Regions from separate parts of the Homo sapiens genome. Here region 1 is linked to region 2. A link is a loop called in an ENCODE intact Hi-C map of the cell type or tissue named here. Cell type or tissue: PC-9. All regions are shown on one strand. Links, peaks and the distances in the headings refer to the core of each region. The heading gives the core; the rest is flanking DNA.

The links. Peaks named below come from ENCODE experiments on the same cell type or tissue, not always from the same donor. Only the 100,000 strongest peaks of a DNase experiment are listed, where the experiment ranks them.
Region 1: it touches region 2 in a loop (6-fold over the local background); 4 of 110 quality-filtered maps call a loop at or near these places.

The regions. Positions count from the first base shown.
Region 1 is chr6:140,530,020-140,543,245 of GRCh38, forward strand. It overlaps LOC105378027 (a long non-coding RNA gene), which reads left to right and starts at 8,471. Exons shown (of 8, transcript XR_001744387.3): 1 at 8,471-9,283. In PC-9, for the core only: no CTCF peak of the experiment used is centred there; a DNase peak (open chromatin) is centred at 7,952; H3K4me3 peaks cover 1,285 bases; H3K27ac peaks cover 2,550 bases.
Region 2 is chr6:140,456,779-140,470,004 of GRCh38, forward strand. No RefSeq gene overlaps it. Among named protein-coding and RNA genes, the nearest start is that of MIR4465, 220 kb to the right of the region's middle. In PC-9, for the core only: no CTCF peak of the experiment used is centred there; a DNase peak (open chromatin) is centred at 6,173; H3K4me3 peaks cover 834 bases; H3K27ac peaks cover 4,093 bases.

The DNA.
Region 1 (13,226 bases), core at 3,370-11,369, 74 kb after region 2:
TCGCCATTCCCCACTCCCTCACTCAGCCCCTGGTAAGCAGCAGTATACTGTCTTTCTATCGGTTTGATTTTTTTAGGTTCCACATATAAATGAGATCATTTACTATTTGTCTTTCTGAATATAAAGATACTTTCTGTTTTTTCTAGAAGTTAGGATTGAATTTTTGTGTCTCGTCACCTTAGGCATTCTGAAGTTGATAGTTGGTATTTATGGGATTGACACTGGAAGAAAATAGAATATAATAACTACCTGCCTTTCATCCTTCCCTGAGTTACCAGTCTTGACATTTCCATACGACCTTTTAAGTGTTTCTAATTTCATTTTCTCAGGAACCTCCTTTATATGTTACTTTCTGTTTCTCCTGTGTAAACTTGGTCCCTTTATCTTCTTTACAACCATTGTATCAAGTGCAACTGTGTTGCTGCACTCACTTACTTACTTTTGTGATGATTACTTATTTTCTTTTAAGAATCCTAAACTAGATTATGAGCCACTGGCAGACAATGACAGAGTTTTAATGGCCTACTATTGCTAGTACTGGGGATAGGTGCTAGCTAGATACTGGCTAGTACCTAGATAGAATAGACATTAAATTAATGTTTGTTGAATATATTTTCTGTGTGTATGATTAGTCTATCTGATTTTAATTGTAAGAGAAAGGTAGTGAAAACCAACCACATTTTTTAAAATAAAATAATGGCTGACTAGTCTTCAGATTTTCCTGAAATGACAAAAAAGAAAGATAAGGCAATTCCTTAAAACTTCTTAATTCCTACATATGTTTTGAAGGTAGAAAAAAAAATCATATAGTTAAAACAATGCCATTCAAATCTCATTCAGTAGTTTCCAGAAATGACATTTGCAGAATGTTTTCTTAATAATGTATATCTATTCATAAAGGTATTGATATTGTATCTTTTCCTTTTTCTATGGTTACTTCAAGTTCCTTAACACCTTTACCAACTCATGGATTCTAAGTTGCACGGATTTATCTTCATCACTCAGAAAACCTAATTCAAGTTGACTATATTTTAAACTTTTCTTTATGTAACATCTATTTCGTTTCCTATTTACTATGATTTCAAGCTTGTATAATGTTCTAAAATTTAGATTTTACCAATAGAAAAATAAAGAATACAAATAAACTAAGAACTTATTAAAAATAAAAATGTGAGGAAATATTTCCTCATTCTAAATTGGCATAAAATTAAATATCTTTTAAGTTTTGTTAATTTTCCTAATCATCTGTTTCCCATTTTACATATTAAAACATCTTGTATATTTTATAATTTCTTGTGAAATGACATATTTTATGACTTTTTAATGACACATGTTATAATGTATTAAGATTGGTGTATGTGGACATATTGAATTTATTCACTCTTTTTTTTTCATTTGACACATTCTAATTTGCAATGGCTTTTATGTGATAATATAAATAAGCAAAAATGCACACATCTGTTATTCCAGTTATACTATTAAACCTTCCAAAATATTGGGACATTCAGCTTTTTTAAAAACCCCCATATGGAAGGCAGAGCAAGATGGCAGAATAGAAAGCTCCACCAATTGTCCCCACTGCAAGGACACCAAATTAAGAAAAAACATCTTCATAAGAACCAAAAATCAGGTGGGCACACATAGTACCTGGTTTTAATTTTATATGACTGAAACAGACACTGAAGGGAGCCTCTTCAGCTATGTAGAGAGCATCTCTGGGAATTGGGAAAGGGAGAACATAGCAAGTATGAGGCATTGAACTCAGTGTTATCCTGTTAGAGAAGAAAGGAAAACCGGACCAGACTCAGCTGATGCCTACCATGGAGAGAACATTTAACAAGTCATAGCCAGAGGGGAATCGCCAATTCCAGAGGTCCAAACTTGAGTTTCCACAAACCTTACCAGTGCGGGGTACTAAACTCTATGTCTCCAAGTAAACTTGAAAAGCAGTCTGGGCCATAAGGACTGCAGCTCTTAGGCAAGTCCTGGTGCTAAATAAGGCCTACAGACAGTGGACTTGGGGGACATGTGACATACTGAGACACCAACTGGGGCAGCCAGGGGAGTGCAGGATCACCTCTCCCCTAACCCCAGGCTGCACAGCTCTTGGCTCCAAAAGAGATCCCTTCCTTCTGCTTGAGGAGAAGAGAGGGAAGAGTGGAAATGACTTTTTCTTTCATCTGGCATACCACCCCAGCCACAGCAGGATAGGGCACTGGTCAGAGTCGTGAGGCCCCTATCCCAGGCCCTAGCTCCCAAAAGAAAGTTACAGACACACCCTGGGCCACAAGAGAACCAACTTCCTTAAAGGAGAGAACTCAGTTCTGACAACATTCATCACCTGCTAACTGAAGAGCCTTTGGTCCCTGAATAACCAACAGTGATACCCAGGTACTACACTGAAGGCCTTAGGTGAACCTCTGAGACTTACTGGCTTCAGGTGAGACTCAGCACATAACCAGCTAGTGTGGACAGAGGGCAATTTTTTTCTGCTTGAGAAAAGCAGAGGAAAAAGTAAAAGGGACTTTGTCTTGCACCTTAGTTACCAGCATGATCAAAGTGGGGTAGAGCACCAAGCTGGCTGTTGGGGGGTCTCTGATTTCAGGACATGACTTTTGGATGACATTTCTGGACCTGCCTGGGGCCAGAGAGGAGCCCACTGCCCTAAAGGCTGAGTCCCAGACCAGGCAGAATTAATGACAAGCTAACTTAAGAGTCCCTGGGCCTTAAGGGAACACCAGTTGTAGTCTGGCAGTACTGTTTGTGGCCTAGGATGGCAATGGCTACAAGGTGAGGCTCCTCTGCCTTTGGAAAGGGGAGGGAAGAGTGGGAAGGATGGCATCATGTGGTTTGAGTTCCAGCTCAGTAACAATACAATAGAACACCAGGTAGGCTACTCAGGTATTTGACTCTAGCCCCTGAATCCTGGACAGCACTTCTGGACCCATTCTGGGTTTGGAGGTTAAAATAATGGTTTATAAGATAGTATCTGTAAGCCTAATGGTAACCTCAAACCATAAAACATACAATAGATACAAAAAATAAACAGCAAAAAACTAAATTGTATCACCAGAGAAAACCACCTTCACTAGAGGAAGAACGGAAGGAAAGAAAGAAGAGAGGACCACAAAACAACCAGAAAACATATAACAAAATGGTAGGAGTAAGTATTTGTTTATCAATAATAACACTGAATATAAATCAACTAAATTATCCAATCAAAAGACATAGATGGGCTGAAAGGATGAAAAGAAACCAAGATCCAATAATCTGTTACCTACAAGAAACACACTTTACCTGTAAAGACACATATAGACAAAAAAACTAAAGGGATGGAAAAAGATATTCCATGCCACTGGAAACCAAAAAAGAGCAGGAGTCATATATTTATATCAGAAACAATGGATTTCAAGACAAAAACTATAAAAAAAGACAAAGGTCACTATATAATGATATTCAGCAAGAGGATATAATAATTGTAAATATATATGCACCCAACACTGGTGCACCCAGATATGTAAAGGAAATATTATTAGAGCTAAATATAGAGATAGGCCCCAATACAATAATAGTTGGAGACTTCAGCATCCCACTTTCAACATTAGACAGATCTTCCAGACAGAAAATCAACAAAGAAACATTAGACTTAATCCATACTACAGACCAAATGGATCTAAAAGATATTTACAGAACATTTCATCCAGCAGCCACAAAATACACATTATTTTTCTTGGCACATGGATTATTCTCAAAGATAGACCACAAATCACCACACAAGTTTTAAACATTCAAAATCCAAAATAATATCAAGCATCTTCTCTGACCACAATGGAATAACACTAGAAAATAATAACAAGAGAAATTTTGGAAACTTTAAAAATACATGGACATTAAACAATATGCTTCTGAATGACAAGGAATGAGTAGATCAATGAAGAAATTAAGAATAAAATTGAGCAATTTCTTAAATGATAATAGAAACACAACATAAACAGAACCTATTGGATATAGCAAAGGCAGTACTCAGAAGGATGTATATACTTAAAACTGTGGTCATCAAAAAACGAAAAACTTCAAATATGCAATCTAATGATTCATTTTAAAGAACTAGTAAAGCAAAAGCAAAGCAAACACAAAATTAGTAGGAAAAGAGAAATAATAAAGATCAGAGCAGAAAGAGATGCAATTAAAATGGAAAAAATACAAAATATCAATGAAACCAAAAGTTATTTTTTGAAAAGATGAACAGAATTGACAAACCTTTATCCAGACTAAGAAAATGAAGTGAAAAGATTCAAATAAATAAAATCAAAACTGAAAAAGGAGATATTACAACAGATGCTACAGAAATTCAAAGGATCCTTAGTGGCTACTCCGAGCAACTGTGTGTCAATAAATTGGAAAATCAAGAAAAAAAAGGATGAATTCCTAGGTACATACAACCTACCAAGATAGAACCAGGGAGAAATTCACAACCTGAATATACCAATAAGTAATGTGATCAAAGTCATAATAAAAAGTCTTCCAGTAAAGAAAAACCCAGAACACAATGGCTTCACTGCTGAATTCTGCTGAACATTTAAAGAAATAATACTAATTCTACTCTACATATCACAAATCCACAGCTAGTATCACATTGAATGGAAAAAACTGAAAGCATTTTCTCTAAGATCTGGAACATGACAGAAATGCTAACTGTCACCATTGTTATTCAGCATAATACTAGAAGTCCTAGCTAGAACAATTAGACAAGAGAAAGCTAAAAAGGACATCCAAATTGTAAAAGAAGCAGTCAAATTATCCTCATTTGCTAATGATATGATCTTGTATGTGTAAAAACCTATGGACTACACACACACACACACACCTGTTAGAACTGATAAACAAATTCAGCAAAGTTGCAGGATGCAAAATCAACATAGAAAAATCAGTAGCATTGCTATGCCATAGTTAAGAATCTGAAAAACACATTTAAAAAGTAATCACATTTACAATAGCTATACATAAAATTAAATACCTAAGAATTAACCAGAGAAATGAAAGATCTCTATAATGAAAACCATAAAACACTGATGAAGGAAACTGAAGAGGACACCAAAAAATGGAAAAAATATTCCTTGTTCATGGATTGGAAGAATCAATATTGTTAAAATGACCATACTCTCTAAAGCAATCCACAGATTTAGTGCAATCCCTGTCAAAATAACAATGGCATTCTTCCCAGAAGTAGAAAAAACAATTCTAAAATTTATATGGAACCACAAAAGACCAAGAGTAGTCAAATCTATCCTAAGCAAAAAGAACAAAACTGGAGGAATCATATTACTTGACTTTAAATTATACTACTGAGCTGTACTGACCAAAACAGCATGGTATGGGCATAAAAACAGACACATAGACCAATGAAACAGAATAGAGGACCCAGAAACAACCTATAGTGAACTCATTTTTGACAAAGTTGTCAAGAACATACACTGGGGAATAGACAGTCTCTTCAAGAAATGGTGCTGGGAAACTGGATATTCATATGCAGAATTAAATTAGACTCCTATGTCTCACCATCTACAAGAATCAAATTAAAATGGACTTAGGACTTAACTCTAAGACTTCAAACTATGAAACTACTGCAAACACTGGGGAAAATCTGCAGGACACTGGTGTGGGCAAAGACTTCTTGAGCAATACTACACAAGCACAGGCAAGCAAAGCAAACATGGACAAACAGGATCACATAAAGTGTAAAAGCTTCTGCACAGCAAAGGATACAATCAACCAAGTGAAGAGACAACCCACAGAATGCGAGAAAATATTTGCTATCTACCCTCTGACAAAGGATTAATAGCCAGTATATATAAAGAGCTCATACAACTCTATAGGAAGAAAGTAATAAGCCTATTTAAAAATGGGCAAAAGATTTGAACAGGTATTTCTCAAAAGAAGACATACAAAAGGCCAACAGATACATATAAAGGTGTTCAACCTCAGCGATCATCTCAGAAATGTAAATCAAAATTACAATGAGATATTATCTCATCTCCATTAAAATGGCTTATACACAAAGACAGACAATAACAAATGCTGACAAGGATGTAGAGAAAAGGGAACCCTTGTATACTCTTGGTGGGAATGTAAATTATACAACTACTATGGAGAACAGTTTGGTGTTTCCTCAAAAAAACTGAAAATTGAGCTACCATATAATCCAGCAATCCATGTTAAGTGTACACTGAAAAGAAAATAAATCAGTATATCAGAGAAATGTTTGCGCTCCTATGTTTGTTGCAGCGCTGTTTACAATAGCTGAGCTTTGGAAGCTACCTAAGTGTCTGTCAACAGATGAATGGATAAAGAAAATGTTGTACATATACTCAATGAAGTACTAATCAGCCATAAAGAGAATGAGATCCAGTCATGTGCAACAACATGGAGGGAAGTGGAGATTTTTCTGTTAAGTGAAATAAGCCAGGCACAGAAAGACAGACATCATATTCTTACTTAATTGTGTGATCTAAAAATCAAATCAATTGAATTCATGGAAATAGAGAGTAGAACCATGGTTACCAGAGTCTGGGAAGGGTAATGAGGGGTTGGTGGGGAAGATATAAACAGTGAATGGGTACAAAAAAAATAGAAAGAATGAATGAGACCTACTATTTGATAGCACAATAGGGTGACCATAATAATAACTTAACTATATACTTTCAAATAAAGAAGGTAATTGGATTGTTTGTTACTCGAAGGATAAATTCATGAAGGGATGGATACTCCATTCTCCATGATGTGCTTATTTCACATTGCATTCCTCTATCAACACATCTCATGTACCCCATAAATATATACCTACTATGTACCCATAAATGTTTTTAAAAAGTATAAAAAGCAATATTCTAAAAAAATTAAATTATGAATATCTACAAATGTTCTTTCTAGCAAGGTTAAAACAACTATTAAAGATTGTTGCTATTTAAATATATCATAGGAAAAATCAAATTAAAATTAAAAAATAATAAAAACTCACATACTTCAAAGAGCTTAAAAAAGTCTTTTTAATGAATTTGTTATGTGTTTCCACATTAAGTATTAATATGTCATGCTAATATATCACATATATAACTTTTCAAACTTAACAATGGTGCTTATTTGAGGCATTGTGAATAATTGAAGTTATAAAAATATATCACAAATACTTTTGAAGAAATCTGTAGGTCTACTCCAAGCCGATCACATTGTTGTCTCTGTCTGGAAAATCTCATAACTTCAGTAGCAGAGTCTATTTTTGGAGTTGAAAATCAGTTCGGTCACAATACCAGTGGGATGACTGAAGGCTTGGGTAATGGGCTATAAAATCTTTTCCATCTAGGTCACTGATTGATTTGAGACTGTCACCAAGGTAGGTAGAAAAACAGTCACTGCTGCCTCATAAGAACTGTCAAATCATGTGAAATGAGAATATGGTCTCAATTCTGGCAGACATTTTTCCCATCTACCTAACACATGCATGCACGTGAGCACACACACACTTAATGACTTCTTGGGTTGCTTTAGAGCAGAGTAAAATTATTCTGGAATGAATCTTCTGTTCTGTGCAGAATAGAAAATATTTTGCTTAATTTGTCCAAGTGGTGTCATCAGGCAATTTCTATTTCAGAATTAAAGTGATCCACTTTACCAGGGGGACTCTTTCCACTTGAATTTTTATGCCTTTGTAGACTATGGTTAAGTGAAATGAGCTTCTCGGCTCTTTAACTATGTGATCCTCCAGTGCAGTTTATTATTTGGAGGAAGCAACATTTTGTCTGAATGATTCTACCAAATAAAAACGAAAAAGAGTTTAGTTTGATCAGCAAAGAATGTAGAAATTTACTTAAGCAGTAAAGAATGTGGCTGTCTGACTTTGGTATTATGTTACACCTCATGGTTCAGGCATCTTGTTTGCCTTAAATGGTTTCACAAGCAGGAGGGTTGACCCAGAGCAGATTCGCAGTGGCTGCACAGAGCACAGCTAAACAGCAGATTTAATGAGGTCGGAATTTCACACAATGCCTTATTCAAAGAATTCAGGCAGCAGGAGAGAAGTTGTGGTGAATTGCAGTTGCCCATGGCTTTGCATCAAGAAGCAAAACGTTTCTCCACAAATAGTTCATAAAAGTTCAAAAATAGATGCCAATTACATTCAGCTTTAAGATTCAGACATTTGTCAGGGAGGGGGACTTGTGTATTCACATTGTTAGAATTAAGGAAGTACGTTCATGAACCAAAAATACAGAGCTCTATTTACTCGTCTAAAGTCAGGAAGGATCAAAAGGGTTTCCTAATACATTTTGACATGCTGGAAGTTTTTCCTTTGTTTTCCCACTTTATGTTTTTGCAGTACCTACCACCTTATATTGCATTCTTTGCTTGTCTGTCTCCCCTACTTAACTTTAAAGTCCTTGAAGACAGGCATTTGGGGTGCCTTAAATACTTAATGAATAATTGCAGAGTGAATGTTGAACGAAAATGAATGTAACTCATTCACATACTCTATGCTAAATTGAGAAATAAAAAGCTCAGACATTTTCACTCCATCTTATTCCCTTAAGAAACATCAATGTAAGAATTCGACAGACTGCTAATCTCTTTGTGAAGCTAATGACCAGCTTTAATTTTGCAAATTAAATATCCAGTTTCCCTGCCTTTTTCCCCATTGAAAAATAGTCCTATGTTGGTCATTTATATAGCTCATTATTTTGGACCTGGGGATAAAGCTACAGTCAGAAAGCACACAGCCTCAGGTTCTATAATATTGGAATTAGGGGTGAGAACATTTTCCCTTTATGTAAGAACTCTGTGGCTCTGGGCATTTCTACATAATTATTGATCAACCTTGAACCATAGTTTCTCAAAAAGTCATATAAATGGGAGAGGATTGAGGTAGAAGTATGTGATATATAATTTATTATCTAAATTTGGACACTTTTGTCTGGAAAGAAAAAGAAGAAAAGTAAAGAAAAACTGCCAGGATGCTGGGACAAGAGGTGCACCACATCCTGCTGGGGAAAGCAAACCAGAACATCAGGTCATCCTGGGTAGACACAACCTGAGCCAGTGAGCAACACTGCCCCCATTCCAGCTGATTTCTAGTGTAATTTTCCATCATCTGCCTTTTTAAATGTAGAAAGTCTTGATTCAGGCTTGACTGGAAGTATTAAATGTCTACCTCACTTTTGATAGGAAGAAGATGATTTTTCACCTAGTGGAGTCATTGAACAGTGGTCTTCAAATTGGGATTATTTCCAAGAATGTGAGTACAGACAGTTTTAACAGACTTAATTAAAGCTCCTCACTTACCACAATTACTCTTTTTTAGCATGATATTGTTTGTTTTTTGTTTAAACCCCTTAAGCCCCTTTCCTTAATATAATAGCTATTTACAAAAAATAAAAATCACTCATTCATCTCATCAGATATTTCAAATTACTCTTGTTGCCTTCATTAAAATCCCCTAATCCCACTACAGAAATTTGTGTTTTTCCCTGTCTTATACATATTTCTGTTAAGAAAGGAGCAGGGAATAAAAAATGATGTATTTCTGTCCTTGTAGACTGTTCTTAAATCAGATACATGGTAGATTATTGGTGGTAGAATTGATAGCAAATCTGATTTTATGGCCTCCTCTGTGCCAAACTACTGTTTCCAAAGGATGAATTGCTTTTGAAAATGAATTGCTAACTATAGATGTATAGTTAGCCTAGGCGCAGTGGCTCATGCCTGTAATCCCAGCACTTTGGGAGGCCTAGGCAGGCGGATCACTTGAGGCCAGGAGTTCGAGACCATCCTGGCCAACATGGCGAAACCCTGTCTCCACTAAAAAAAATTATCCGGGCATGTGGCATGTGTCTGTGATCCCAGCTACTCAGGAAGCTGAGGTGGGAGAATCACTTGAACCCTGGAGGCAGAGGTTAAAGTGAGCCAAGATCGCACCACTGCACTCTAGCCTGGGCAATGAAGAGAGACTCTGTCTCAATTAAAAAAAAAAAAAAAAAAAAAAAGTATAGTTAGAGTAACGCAATGAGCTGTCAGAAATAATAAACTTTTTAAAATGGCTTTTATTCACATATTTAATGTAAGCAATTTTAAATGTTATTTTCAATTCCTTTTCCTTAAATCCATCATTAGGAGGAAACAAAAGAATCTACAAATTTCCAGCATAACACAGATTACTTACTCTAACTTTTTAAATAGTAACTAGAGTCTATTTAGTACATCAAATTTTTTGAATTATGATGTACAAAAGTTGCAGATGAACAATTATTTATTTTAGGTGCGATATGCCTTTATTTGACATTGTAGATAAGTCTTACTTTGTCAAATGCTACTTGAAGTATTTAATTATAGAAAATCATCTTACCTCATTATAATTATGTGTTGAAATATATTCTACTTCCTATCAACAAATGAAATTTTAATGGTAAATGTTGGATTAATTATTTTATAGTAGCATGTCCCATTCCTTCCTGTAAATATACAATTTTTAAAATCATTATGTCTAATTAAAGTAAGGGGGGTATTCTTATTTAATTTTTTCCAGAAACTGAATGTCAGAGTTGAACACATGCATGAAGATATTTTCTGAAAGATTAATATATTATCATGTGCTTATATTCTTAGTCTATAATTTTTGCTTTTTGCTTCATTAAATTATTCCATATTAAATAATGAGGTATTACATGAAATTTACCCAACTTAAAATTAATTATTTTAAGTTCACATCATTTTAATTTTATTGAACTAATTTTAATAATTTATTTTACTACATATGTTCTAGAAGGCATTTTTGTTTTTTATATTCCTCAAGTGCATATTAACAAGTGCTTTTGATTTGAAAAAAATGAAGTGAAACTTTTTCTCATACAAAGTGTCTGATTTGACTAACCGGGATACTAGTGAGAACAGGAATTAATTCTGAAGTCACAATTTCAGACAAGTCCCTAACAACATCTAAGTCAGGAAACTCTCTGCTTTGACAAAACAAACAGTTTAAAGCACATGAAAAAATAAAAATATTTTATTAGGAAAACTGCATTGTCACAGATGTTACAGTATTTTTGTGTTCCCTAACAATTCTGAGATTATTGGGTTAAGCAAAGTGCCTAACAGTGAAAAGAATAATAGGTTTAATTAGTAGTGACTTGATTAGTCTTGAAAAAGTGGAGGTTTAACTTGGTGAAAGAAGCTATGAAGAAAGTTGCTGTTGCCTATTTCCTTCTAAAGTTGAGCATATATATGCTCTATATCCCAGAATTCTACGCTGAGATATGCACCCAAGAGAAACTCTTAAAACATGGTACCACCAGAGACCTGCATGAGAATATCATAACATCAGACACCTGGAAATAATTTGAACACCCCCTGTGGCAAACTAGATGAATAAACCGTGTGTCATTCTCACGTTGGCATGTTCTATAGTAGGCAAAATAAATGAACTTTAATAATGCACCGTAACATGGATGAAGCTTAGCAACAAACAAACTCCCAGTAAAGCTTTTGTGAACAGCTTTACAGAAATTGAAAGTGAATGACTTAAAAGCCGGGATCACCGAAGACACAAAAGCCTGAGAAATAACTCTGTATACAAGTCGCTGGTTTCAGATTCTAGGTTTTCAATACAAGTGAAACAATAGCTAACTTAATTATGTGTTGAAATACATAATGAAAAATAATATTTGATGATAGAACACATTTTTTACATTTTCCACATTTAAGAATTAGTTTAAAAAACTGGAATAGATTTCAGCTAATGAGAGTTTATTTTGCACTTACTGAACATACAGCAATATGCATTTTAGAATGTATATTACTTGATGGGAAAAAGTTTTCAATACCTGCGATTTTTAGCATAGATGGTATATAAAGAACTGTACATCTTTGTTAAGTAGCACAGCACTTTAAACTGGAATCTGCATAGTTTTCCAAGGTTGAATCTATTATTATCTTTGCAGCTAATTCAGATTAACCTGGAAAATATGATGATATTCATAATCATGTTTACCAGTCACGTGTGTAATATTTTAGAAATGGATTCAGTTTCAAGACATTGATTTTGTACAGATTAGAATGTTTTATTTTGGTACATTTTCAAGTAGTCTAGAAACAGTTCATACATGATGCAGTTCACAATATAAATCGTGTTTTGGAAATATATCCTAAAGAGAAAAATGTAAAGATACATATAAAACCAATACACCCTTCCTGAAACATAGGTATTGAAAACTTTTCCCTAGCAAATAAACATATTTCGTAAACCCAGAGCTCTGTTATTAAGAGCAAAACTATTTTAGGCTATTTAAGAACTATTGGAACTTCAACTACTGGGTCTGTAAGCAAATTAATTTTTCCACTTTTGAGAATTGTTTAAAAATTTTAGTATAGATTTCACTTAATGAGCACTTATTTTGCATTTACTGAATGTAGAGCAATATGCATTTTAGAACAACAAACACATAATTTAGTTTCTCCCTCATCTTTTTCTTAAGAAAGAAGCCAAAAATTTCTTTATTTTTACCAAGGTGTACAATAAAATGCTACAGTACTATGAATATACCGTACAGATGTCATTGTCTCTTTAGTCCTGGCAGAACCAGCCCCAGGCAAGATTGTGAAGGAGAAGATTGACATTGACATCACCAGACCTACTTTAGGCAGTTTTTTCCTCCTCTTCAGAATACTTTTTTTTTTTTTTTGCATCCTTCAGGAACTCTATATCATTGTGAAATTCCCTGACCCCTGCCAATTAAATTTGCTCTCAGTAAAGGGTTCAGTCTCACTTGTTCATTTCTCACTGTCCGTTTAAAGAAAGGTATTACTTTACCAGGGTTCTTGACATTTTACTCCTTTCTAATTGTGGAATCAGTGGCTTTGTCCTTTCGAAAGCCAGATCAACTACTAAAGTAAACTTGTCTTCTAATGTACAAGTCAAAGCTTCCCTGGCTGTGTGAGAAAAGAAAGAAAATGAAACTTACCAAAGAGTCATTTCTATAAGCAAACATGACTGATTGAGAGATTAATGCCCAATTAGTGATTCCTCAGTCACCAATTAAACCTTCTGATCACTCAGTCAATAATGATGGTGGTTACTGTACACAGGGCTTGTCATTGTTTGCAGATCTGTCTCTTAGCTTTATGACCAGTGCAACACATTGTTCAAACTGAGCCATGTCAACCTTAATCGTTTCACACTAAATAGC
Region 2 (13,226 bases), core at 2,160-10,159:
AGAAAGAAGTACCTCATTACTGCTCCCTCTGTGGCCTCTATGTTTTGGAGGGACACTTATTGCTGGTTAGTAGTAAAATTCCTGACTCTCCACTAGGCCACCTTGACATCACCCCAGTGGGGAAAGAGAAGATGCCCAATTACCTTCCAATGGGAACTTCTTACATGCTTTCCACTGTCACCATGGGAAAGAGGGTAACTTATTACTGCTTAGCAAGGAATAAGTCTTTGTATTAATTTTCTAGCACTGTGATAAGAAAGTACTACAGATCAGGTGGATTAATTTTCTCATGGTTCTGGAGGCCAGAAGTCCATGATCAAGTCTGCAGAAGTGTTTCTTCTGAGGCTCCTCTCCTTGACTTGTGGATGGCTGTCTTTTTGCCTTTTCCTTCTATGTGTTCACATGGTTTTCATTCTGTACACCCCCATGTCTGGTACCTCTTTGTGTGTCTCATTCTTCTCTTCTAGTAAGGAGACCAGTCATATTGTGTTAGGGACCATCCTATTGGCCCCATTTTAGCTTAATTACCTCTTTAAAGACCCTGTTTCCAAATGTAATCATATTTTGAGGTATTTAGTATTGAAGCTTCAACATATAAATATTAGGGGGCACAATTTAGCCTTGAACCATGCCGTTGTCTCTTTTGGCCTTCTCTGATAATACCCCAACATGAGCATTAAGATGCCTTGTTACAATATGTCTAGGGTTAGAGTCTAGGCTCTCCATTTAGCCTTGCTGGTAGCATTGGCATTGGAACCAGAGCTTTTTCCTGTGGTATTTGACTAGAGAATAATTATTATCTAACAATTTGCTGTCTTGCAAGGCTGACTCTTTCCTGGTCCCTTTACTTGGGATATGTTGAGAAAAAGTTTGCATGAGGAATATTTTGCTAAAGTCTCCTACCACAACTGGTTCTAAGCTACACTTAACAATGTTTGGCTCTAATCAGCATTTTTCATATCTTATGTTTAAATACTTTGAGTGCCTTTCTTAAGTCATTATTCCATAATTATTTCCTCTGTTTCTTCCTGGTGCACATAGTACAACAAATACACGTAGCTTTATATTCCTCCACCAGTGAAGCTGATAAAATATCAAACACTCCATATAGGACAAATCAAGATGACATTGACAATTGCAGTGACACCAATAATTTACTAAAGAAGAAGAAGGAAGCAGTCTTCCCTGGACTGAGCATTTTACATGTATTATTTTATTAAATACTCATGCAACTCTAAAAGTAGTTAAGATTACATTAAAAACTTAGAATGTTTTGGTGTGAATTATTTCTGTATTTTTAGTAGCTAATGGTCCTAACCTGGAATCAACTGTTTGCTATATGCCTTCTGTTGGTGCTTACAAATTCCTTCTTTGTTCTTTTCCATTCATCTCTCTGCCCTGGGAAAGGGAGGTGATCCTGTGAGTCTGGCATCAAGGTACTCTCTTGCCAATGAATGAGAAATACTGGCAGGATATTAGAGGATGGGAAGAGAATGATGTTCATGTATTTATTCCCATGGTCTGCTCTCTGTCAGTTGCTGCATAGTGTTTGTATCTCTGTACCTAATGTCACAGCTCTGGTTGGTTGGGTTTTGGGAGCTCTCTTCAAACAGATGCTTTTGCTGGATTCCAGTAATTGTTCTTTACCTTTTCCTTTCAAGCCAAGTATGCTAAGTGCTTCTATTGTTGTAAACCCCATTTCTTACTGGTTTCCCTTCTTATAGGTTTCCCTTAAGCCTATCTACAATGTTCTATATAGCCTCATTCATCAAAATTTCTCAATTACCTCATTTGAGTGTGCCATCTATTTCTAGTTTTGTTCAGTGCAGACCGATTTATACATGTTTAAATTGTTAGTTTTGATCCCTTATATCTACAGTTTCCAAAGTGACTTTCAGTGGCTTCCATATAGTTTATTATTTTACAACACCGTATGTAAATACACAAACTACTTATGTATTTCTCTCAAAATGTTCTAGAAAAGATTTCACTTTTAAAATATTGTTATTAAGAATATAACTTCCAAACATGATTCTTACCTTCAGCAGCTGTTTGCCTTAGTTCAGAGAACAGCAGTTACATTAGAAATACGGAATTCAACATTTTCATGATAAGTTTAGCCTGTTGAGGCCAATCTTGCATGTTGAACATATAAAAGACTGATATTTAAAAAAACACAAACAAAACAAATAATTTTTGCCATTATAATATATTTTCTCCCAGTCCTACTGTTAACTTTACTGTTCCATTTCTAATAATCAGCCTTGGCTGCACCGGGGTACAACTGGAAGGTTTTGATTAATTTACCAACCTACGTGAGGAGGCTTCAGTGACTTATTGTGAGGTTGCTTCGGTTAGGCATGGATGGTACATTACTGTTCTTTTCTAAGTTGATAATGTTCTGTGTTTGATACTCAGTTGTGTGTAACTTGGCTCACCCAGACTTCTTTGTGATTATTCTTTCATATATTAATTTGTTTTGCTCTTTATGTTTTCCAGAAATTCAGAGTTTGATTGCAAGTTGTACTTCTGGGTATTCTTAAGGCAGATCTTCTGTTCTTTGATCAGCCTTGTTTTAGCTTCCTGTATGCCCAGCTGTGCAAGTGTACTGCCATCATCCATCAATTCCACATGTCTAGACTCACAAAAGCGAATGGCTGTCGGCATTGCTTCCAAACTGGTAGCTGGCTGACATCCAGCTGCTCTTTACTGGTGATTTTGTATGCTAATATCCCATAGGTAAATGTTATTGAAACTGGTTAAGCCACATCTTTGTAGTTTTTTCCCCCCATGTGTTATGGCTTAAAGGAAGGATGGAAAATTTAGACTTCCAATATGATCAGTGTAAAGATCAATTCAAACACTCTTGTTGCTACTGAGGAGTTAGGTCTTGTAAAGAGTGTGGCCTTACAACTTTTGAATGTGGATGGATAATGAACTGATTACTATTGAATTCCCCTTTTCTCTATCGTGTATGTTTACATGGTATGGGTATCACCTACAGTCTTTTCCAACCCCACAAATAACCATTCTGATGCTAGAGACAACTTAGAATTAGATTCTTCCTACTTTAGTAGTTGTCTTTTCTATCATCATTTTTGAACTAAACAGTAAAGATGACTGATACATAAGTGACGAAGAATGATGGGGACTGTAAAAATCTTAAGACAATGCAATGGCAATGGCAAGTATCTTTTGTGGATGTGTATTTCTGCTAAGCATTTGAAGTATATCCCATGATTTTCTATTTCTTATTAATAAAGTTATTGGATTTTAATAGCCTATGTATATCTTTTTCAAGCATAATTATTTTTATGTCACTAACATTTCAACAAAACCAGCAACTATTCTTATTCATCTTTGAATGTACCCTGCCATTTTGCCTTAATAGGAGTAGATTTATAACCAGATTAAGCCCTGGTTTTCAATCCAATATGTTATTAGACAGTTAACTGAAGAAAAATATATAATAGAAATGAATTATTGCATGAGAGTCTTCTTTTGATAGCATGACATCTCCATCATTACTCCCATTTTTCTCTCTTAACCTTTTGTGATACCTGTGAAATGTGATATACCAAATGACATCACTCTGGTTCAGAGCTCTAAAAGGCTTTCAGATAACCATTCTGAGAAGGACTTCCTGCTTGACCTATGGACTTGCAAATGAAGGACTTGACTTGAACCTCTGAACTGGGCCAAATGGCCATGATCACAACATTCTGGAACAGCTAAATTTTACCAGCAGTGCAACTCCTGAAAAGTGACAACCAATGAACTATGGACTTATATACTAAGCCAGCCACCTCCACCAACGACATTTCTTTCAAAACAACTTGTGTAATTATTATTGGCATCCTTTTAAAAAATCCCTATTCCCCTTTCTCTCTTCAAAACTTGATTTGGCATCTAGCTGAACTGCGTCTCTCAAATTGCAGTTCCTAAGACCCCAATAAACACCTTGTCTTACTGTTTTGCAGTTTGATCGTTTGTGTCTTCTGGGTTAACTAACCAAAAATCATTACAATTATGCACTCAGAGCCTAGAAATCCTCTGCTTTTCAAGGTTAACGGCACTGCCCCCAATTGCTAGAGATCTGAGGAGCAACTGTAGCTCTTTTTGATAATGACTAATACATACATTGCCACAAGATATTTTGTGTAACAGAATTTGAAAGTTAATAAACTTACAAAGCTAACTAAAGAAACATGATAATGGAGTTGTTGAGATTGGAACCATATACCATCAGAGCATCAGTCTCTCCCAGAAATCTGTTCAATGTGCTAGGGGAAAATGTCTCTTTCTTCATATATTCATATTTTAGTAACTAAGATAGATAATACACCAATAGTAAAAAAGATGTAGATATGCTATCAGACAGTGTTGAGTTCCAGAAAGAAAAAATAGACAAAACAACGGCAGAGAGAGTAAGGAAATGTTTTTTAGGTAGGAAAAAGAGGAAACATCTCTCCGGGGAGGTGACATTGAGCAGAGATGTGAATGAAAGTGGGTCATGTGGATATCTGAGGGAATATTATTTCATGCAAAAGGAGCACAAGTTCAAATGTGATTGGTTACTCTGGGAACGTGAAGAGGAGCAGTATGATGAGAGCACTGTCAGCAAGTGATAAAGTGATAGGGTATCAGTTAATGTACCAAGATCTAGATCATTACAAGATATTGCAGGTCAGAATGACGACTTTAGTCAAAATGTGTTGGAAAACCAGTTAATGGTTGATGAGTGGTTTTAAACAGGGGAATAAAAAGATCTATAGGGTCACTCTTACTGCTGAGTGGACAACAGACTGCAGAGAAGCAGGAGTGAGGCAAAGAAGCTGTTGTAAGAAAATTATAGTAGTCTAAGCAAGACATAGTCATGTTGTGGGCTAGACAGTCACCCTAGATTATTGGCCATGCTGTCAGCAGATTTTTACAATCCTCAAAAAGAGAAATGAGGCCAGGCATGGTGGCTCACACCTGTAATCCCAGCACTTTGGGAGGCCGAGGCGGGTGGATCATCTGAGGTCAGGAGTTTGAGACCAGCCTGACCAACATGGTGAAACCCCATCTCCATTAAAAATGCAAAAATAAGCCGGGCATGGTGGCAGGCACCTGTAATCCCAGCTACTCAGGAGGCTGAGGTAAGAGAATCATTTGAACCTGGAAGGCAGAGGTTTCAGTGTCACAATTGTCACTGCACCCACTGCACTCCAGCCTAGGCGACAGAGCAAGACTCCATCTCACCAAAAAAAAAAAAAAAAAAAAAAGAACATGTTACAGAAAGTTATGCGTTCAGTAGTTTAGGAAGTATTTGGGAAATCTTTTAGTCAGTACAGACTAGTTCTGCCACCAAATATTAATGTCCCCTTGGGCAGAAAATTGCAATTTCCCATTTCAGTGCTCAGGGTTTGGACTAAATTATCACAATAACCTCCATCTCTGACCTTCTGTGTTTCTCAGCAGACTAATATAAATGATCTAGAACATGAAAATGTGTGAACTTTAGGACTTCAGTACAACATTAGAGTATCTTATGCCAAACTCCTTCTAATTCCCAGGGAAACATTAGGAAACTACTATTATGTTGTAGAGAAAGAAAGTTAGAAGACTTTTTGGTAAGCTTTTTACAATGAATAATAAATGTGCAAAATCACTTAAAAAAGTCTATTCCTAGGAGCTTTTTCTTGATTTTCGTTTGATTGTCTATAATTATGCAATCCAAAGTCTCCAACTGAATTAAACATCCCATAACCATTTTAATGACTCAGGATAGAAAGAAAAAATTGCAGCATTTAAATTCTGTTTCAATATGATGACTCTTGAGAATTTTACTGACCTTGATGGAATTTTTGGAATTTGAGTTCATTTGTAATCAAACTAGAAAAAAATGTTTTGAAATGCTATTTAGATGCTCAAAAGGATTATTGGACCCTAAATAACTTTCATTACATGACATTTTGATAAGGTCATTGTAAGTGAGTCAGAAACATGGACTACATTTCCTTTAAAAATACACATCCCTTCACAACAGATTTGGTCCTAACTCATTTTGGCTTTTGCTGAATCCCAAGTGTTTTTCCTTCTACTTTTTTTTCCCTTTAAATTCTCCAGTAAACTTGCTAAACCGGTAATCTAGGTGAGCTCACCTGCTCCTTCCACTCACTTCCCTGTTGAATTTAGCCTCGGGCTTTGCTTTAATAGCATAGATCCTTAGAGCAGAGAGTTTTATACACAGGAACAGGGGAAGCACAGAGTCTAATAAAGGCCTGGGAATTTTTGTTGTTGTTGTTTCTTTTGAAAAAGGAGAGCTCTAAGGGAATGATATTGTTCCAGAGAACTGACTCAAATGTGTTCTGTATTTGAACTCTGTGATTATGAAATTTCAACTAAAGCTATAAAAAGCAAAACTAACAGACACCAGAGCATGCCAAAGAAAAACAGGATGTTCTTTTTTGATTGGGAAATAATTATCTAAGTTCAATGGCTGGGTCCAGGTAGTTGAGTTTACATTTGCTTCTCCCTCATTATAGAATCAGTTGAATTATGGTAAATTTTCCCTAAGCAGCCAAGCTGTCATTCAAAGGGGTGATTTTATTGGGGTGCAAATCCCTTTTGTTATTGCTTCAGTCCATTTTTTAAATGGATTTGAAGCCTGAGGGGAAAGTACAAATTAAGACAGACTTTTCTCTTTATGCGGTGAACCCAGCCTGTCCTGCCTGCTGCATCCCACTCTAGTACCTCCAGGGTGTTCATCTACCCGGAAAGTCCTCTGCTATTTTATGCTCTATGGAAGTGAGATGTAAACAAAACTAGCTTACTTCTTTCTCAAAAATCATTACACTGATTGGATTATGTCCTTAGCAACAGAATGAATCTCTCTACATATGTATTACTCAGTGATTGAAAACTGAGGTTCAGTTTTGAGGTAAAGTAGAATGCACTAAAAAATTGTAGGATTGCAAATAAACAGTAACATTGCTAATGATTTTCCATGTCTTCCATGTGGGGGAAAGCAGGACAGAGAGTATGGCTTTTTAAAATAGTGAAATTGACTCTTTAAAATTTTTAGAATTGGAGTTCTTCAGTTTATTGGAAATGACACTGCTGAAGACAATTTAAACATTCTGTTTAAAGTAAATGAAAGAATTATACCGTAATAAAGATCTAAAATGATTCACAAGGATTATAACAGAAACAAATTTATATATTACTTGCACCATTTTAACTAGATACTATAATGGAAAGGAAAAACAAAATCAGAAATGGTTACTCTCTTCTGGGAAGTCACTGGTAATGAACATACTTTCCTTAACAGCAATGAGGGCATATTTTCTTTCTTTTTTGCCATAAGGGCAATAATGTCATAAGATATATTTTAGAGCTTAATACCCTGTCATCAGAAATTCAGTTTAATTTTTAAATATAACATCCTTACATTAAAATTTAGAAGAATAATTTTTATGTTAAATAAGGTTTTCAGTAAGTATACTATATATTTACATATATATGGAATATGAATATTTATGAAGACACACGTGAACACTCATATATTTTCTTCAGAACTTGAAATGACCTCAGAAAATTGTTAATTTTCTTCCTTTGTTTCATGGCAGCATTACCATAATCAGTTTTAGATATCATAATATGCATTATCTTGATATCCCAGAAAATGGCATTTCATGAGTAATCTTCATTCTGCATCATCTAATCTAAGTTCTTCCTGCCATACCCTTAGACTTTTTTCCCTTGCTCTTTTATCAACAGAAATGGTCATCAGCATATGAACAATAATATTCCTGCATTTCCTTGAAGCCTGTTATCACCGTCCTTCAAAATCTCACTCAAAGTCTGCTACCACCATCCTTGGAAATGTCACTGGGGACCAAATAATTACTATAAACTTCCTTAGCTAAACCTTTCAATCTAGACTTTGTATCAATTTGACTGCTCTCCTGGATACCCTATTCATGTTGTACCCAACTATGTTAAGTCACAGAGAAGAAGACTGTTAGGTGATGGTCTAAATAGGTTTGTGTATAATGGGAAAATTACATTGGTTTTCTTCAGTGTACACTTTATTCATTCCTGAATTCTGCTTGGCTGTTACGAAATATTGCTGACAACCTTCAAATCACATACTATTCTGAACTCAGGGACTGTCTTCTATTAAATTTCACATAGTCCGGTTACTGATTATCTAGTGTGTGTACAGCTATATTTCCTCTAAATGTTTACTATATTTTATCTTTTCCTTCGATATCAATCAATTCCCTTATTTGAATAAGAAAAAGTTTTTGAATAATCATAACAGTTACTGATTACTAAACACTAACCCTGAAATATGCTGTTAAAATGGGTGTTATAATTATAATATTTGGGAGGATAGTTGCATATTATGTTTTATTCCTGTAGATTTAGAATGTATAAAGAAGCTCTATAGTAATCTATTTAATTTTGATGGAGAAGTTTTTTTTTAATTCACAAACATTTTATTAAAAATATGAGCTTGTTGAATCAAATTCTTATAGGAATTTAAACTCAGAGTATGGCAATTAGAAAAGTGGATGTCTTAGTCTATTTACTGTTGTTATAATAGAATAACTGAGACTGAGTCATTTATAAAGAAAAAGTTCTTATAGTTCTGGAGTTCTGGTGGTTTTTCTTAAATGAGATAACCTTATTCTTTTTCTCTTTTCTTCTGATAAATGTGATAGTTTACATTGCTGAATTTTTTAAATGTTGAACTATGTTTGTATTCCTGGTATAAAAAACTCAATCATGATGATTTTTTTTTTCTTTTTTATGTACATCTAGGTTGTATTTGATAATTTTAAAACTTTTTTTTTAACTTATTTTCCTTTGTATCTTTCAAAATATGATTAGGTTTTAATAGCAAGTTTCTGTTGAAAAAATCCAGTCTTATATTACATGTATATTGGTTTAACGATTACATTTTAACTCATGGACTCTGATAAGCCACTTGTTAATCTTACTGGTTTTCCTTGTACATAGTGAATTGTCTCTTACTGCTTTCAAGGTCTTTGTTTTTGACTTTAAACATTTGAATATAAAATGTTGGGTATGGACCTCCTTTTGTTTATCCTAATTGGAGTTTACTGAACTTGTTGGGTTTATGGATTAATGTTGTCAACAAATCTGGGACATTTCTCACTGTAATTTCTTTGATTTTTTTTTCTACTTCTTTCTATCTTATTCTTTTGGTACTCTCATTATTTACATGTTTGTGCCTTTACTGTTGTCCCACATATTTCTCTGAGTCTCAGTTCATTTTTCTTTCTTTTTTTCACTCTGTTCTTCAGATTACATAATTTTTATGTATGTATCTAGTTTGGAGTTTCATATTTCTTTTATCTGCAAGTTCTAATATACTGCTGAGCCACTCTAATGCATTTCTTATTTTGGTTATTGCACTTTTCAACTCCAGAAATTCCATTTCATTATTTTTGAAAGTTTCAATTTTTATCAGTGTCTCTATTTGATAAGATACTGTCATCAGTCCTTCTTTTGATTCTTTAAATGTGGTTTCTTTCAGTCTTTCAAATGTTTGTAATAGCTGCTTTGATTTATTTACCTGTTAAGTCCAAAATCTGGACCTTAATACAGGCAATTTCTGATGCTTGCTTTTAGTCCTATGTGTACGAGTCAATTTTTTTTTCTTTAGATATCTTGTAATTTGTCGAAAGTTGGACATTCTAGATAGTATATTGCAGCAGCTCTATATTGATTCCTGTGGGGCTTGTTGTTATTATTGTTTGCCTGTTTATTTGTTTAGTGAGTTTTCTGGATTAGCTCAGTTATGTCTATTTCCTCTGAAGTTTTTAGCTTCTAGTATCACCTTTCAGAGGGTACAACTTTGGGCATGCACTCAGTAACCCTGGCCCTAATGCCTTATAAATGACAGGCTTTTTTTGACAGTGTCTTACCTGGTATCCCTGTTAAACTACTCGGTGGTATGCCTCTATTAGTATTACATATAGCTGTGAGCCTCCACTACTTGCTAACTAATTACTCAATTGTTTTGTCAAGTCTTTGTGCATAAGTTGTCTCACTGTATAATCCAATTAAACTACTGCCCCTCTGCTGAGATAGTCTTAGAGGCCCATCTCTGAAACTTGCTCTAATCCCAGGAGAACTCTTTTAACAGCTACATTTTTTGGTTCTCTGAAACTTCTAGTTGGTCTATCCAATTTGCTTGCTTCTATCATGGTGCTTCCTACGTGCTGTTGCATGTTCGTTTGTTGCATCCTCTTAATTGCTCACCACCAAAGTCTCCATTTTATTTTGACAATACTGATAGGCTTAAACTAGCCCACTTTAATTACCAAATAAAGTCAGTCCCCTTAGGGAAAATTATGGATCTCTCTGTTCTTATAGCTAGCTTCTCCCATTGCAAAAAGAAAAACAAGTATCTCTGCAACACTCCACCACTGCTTGGGGCAGGGACAGAGGCCTGTTTTTTTCAGAATGATGTTTCTGTTCTATGAGGGTAGTGCTGGAGTTGGGCTGGGGCAGTAACCACAGGTCTTCTCCACTTGCCAATTTTGGGGAAAGTAAAATTTTGAGGCCAATAAAATGTCTATTTTTACTAATACTTTCTAATTTACTTTTGTTGCAACCAAAAACATACTTTCTATTATTCAAATTATTTAAATTTATTGGAATTTGATTTATGACCAGAAAATGACTGGTTTGGGTAAATATTACATTCACAAGGAAAAGGATGTGTATTTTGCTATTTGAGGGTGGATGCCATATAAATGTCAATTAAGTCTGCCCTTTGATAGTGCTTTCTAGGTGTTTCTTTTCTACATTAATTTTATTCTGTGTGCTTTATTAGTTCCTGAGAGAGGTATATTAAAATCTTAACTATAATTATGTATTTGTCTACTTATCCTTTGATTTCTATCAGTTTTCTTTGCATGTATTTTTAAATACATGTGTTTAAAAAAGCATGCTGATTTGGTTTAAGTTTTCTTGATTAAAAAAAATCAAGAAAACATTATTATGAAATTTCCCTTTTTCTCCTCCCTGAAAATATTACAGTTTCCAAAATACTGTTTGTCTGACATTAGTATAGCCACTCTAGTTTTATTTTTTTATTATATCTTTTAAATTATTTTCACTTTAATACCTTATATCATGATATTTAAATTATGATTGTTTCAGGCAGTTTAGAGTTGGGTCATGCATTTTTATGTCTGCCTTAAACATTTTTATGTTTATGACAATGTCTGCCTATCATTTGCGGTATTTAGACCGTTTATATTTAATATAATTGTAAGGTTGACATTTTCAGAATTAAATCTAATATCTTTATGTCTGCTTATTTAGTTATATTTTCTTCTTTCTTTGCTTTTTTTGGATTTACTGAATGTTTTAAATTTTCAGTTTCTTGTTTGTATTGCATTATTAATTATGCCTATCTTAGTTTGTAATGATTATTCTACGGTTTACAAAGAGCATTTTAAAATTATCACTATCTTCAAATATTACATATATTTACTTATAGTATAAGATACATAATAGTATAGTATCATTTTCTCCTCATATTATGTTTTATTGTTTCTATATATGTAAATTGCTGTTTCTATAAATTTAAATTCTATATACGAAAATAGAGTACTGGAATCAATTATATGTTACTTCACAACTTGTTATTATAGTTTGCATTAAATAATTAATTCTAATTTAATTTTAAAAGGCTGAAAAATATCTTTTATATACATCCCAATATTTACCTTTTTAACTCACTTAATTTTGTATGTGGATTGAAATTTTCTTCTGGGATTTTCTTTTGCCTGAATAATTTGTATAAATATTTCTTGCAATGCAGGTATAGTTTTAATGGGTAACATATATTGCTATTTTCCAGGGAAAAAAATGTTCTTATTTTAAAAATATAGTTTCATTGAGTACATTATCCTAAGGTGAAAGTGCTCATTCCCCTGTTTCACCTAATAAGGAGATCATATGGTTTAGATAGTACAAGTGTAAAATGTTGGAGATTTCTTAGCATAAGTTGACTCCATCACTGGTTTCCTGAGGATATAGAGGACAACAGTCCTATAGAGCAGACCAGACCCACAGTAAACTTTCTGTAAACAAGAAATTAGCTTCTCTTGTATTGAGTTCCTGAGATTTGGTGATGACTATTAACCATGGTATAATCTAACTGCATACTGACTGTTACCAAAAGTGTTACTATTAAAAGGAAACCTTTAGTACTTTGTGATTATTCAAGATAAATCATATTACATCTAGAATCTAGATTAAAGTCATAAAAAAGTAAATTACTATAAACTTATTTCACGCTTTGATAACACTTTAAATTTAGGGTTTTTTTTTGCCATTTTTCAATGTTTATATGTTTTCATGAGGATTCAAGAAAAAAAAGAATGACTATATGTATTTAAGTTCTTTTCATGTCATTATCTTAGCAGCATCCAAAATGTTAAATTGAATTTGTGAATTATATTGTCATAAATTTATTATAAGAGAGACAACTTCTGACCTTTTTCCAGTGGTTTAGTTATATAATATGCCAGATACTTGGAAGAAGGCAACTGGTTGCCTAAGTAAAATATCTTGATGGGTTGGAAATCAGGGGCTTCAACATGGGAGGAAGAGTTATTGCTATTTTTTTTTAAGAGATGTTCCTTTCTGCAGTTTCATCCAAAATGGAGAAATTTGTCTTTAGGATAAAGAAATAATCTGAATGTATCTAACTCTCCCAAAAAGGAATACATTCAGTATCAAAATGCAAAGTAACTATCTTAATGAGTGACAGGTTAGCAGAAAACAGAGCACTTGAATCAATTATATGTGACTGGAGGTGAGAGTGCTAATGGCAGGACTGAACCATTGTGGAGCCATTTAAATAAAACTCTTCATAGTTGCCCTATAGTTTCATTTGTAATAAGTTCACACATGTAGCAACATTGGCTTAGTTAGTTAGGGTAGGTCTTCTCAAATCTGTCTGTACATTACTGTCTTCTCCAGAGAGTTAGTTATGCTGTTTTTTGTTTTTGTTTTTGTTTTTTGTTTTTTTGTTTTTGTTTTTTTTTGAGATGAAGTTTCACTCTTGTTGCCCAGGGTGGAGTGCGATGGCACAATCTCAGTTGACTGCTACCTCTACCTCCCAGGTTCAAGCAATTCTCCCACCTCAGCCTCCTGAGTAGCTGGGGTTACAGGCGTGTGCCACCACG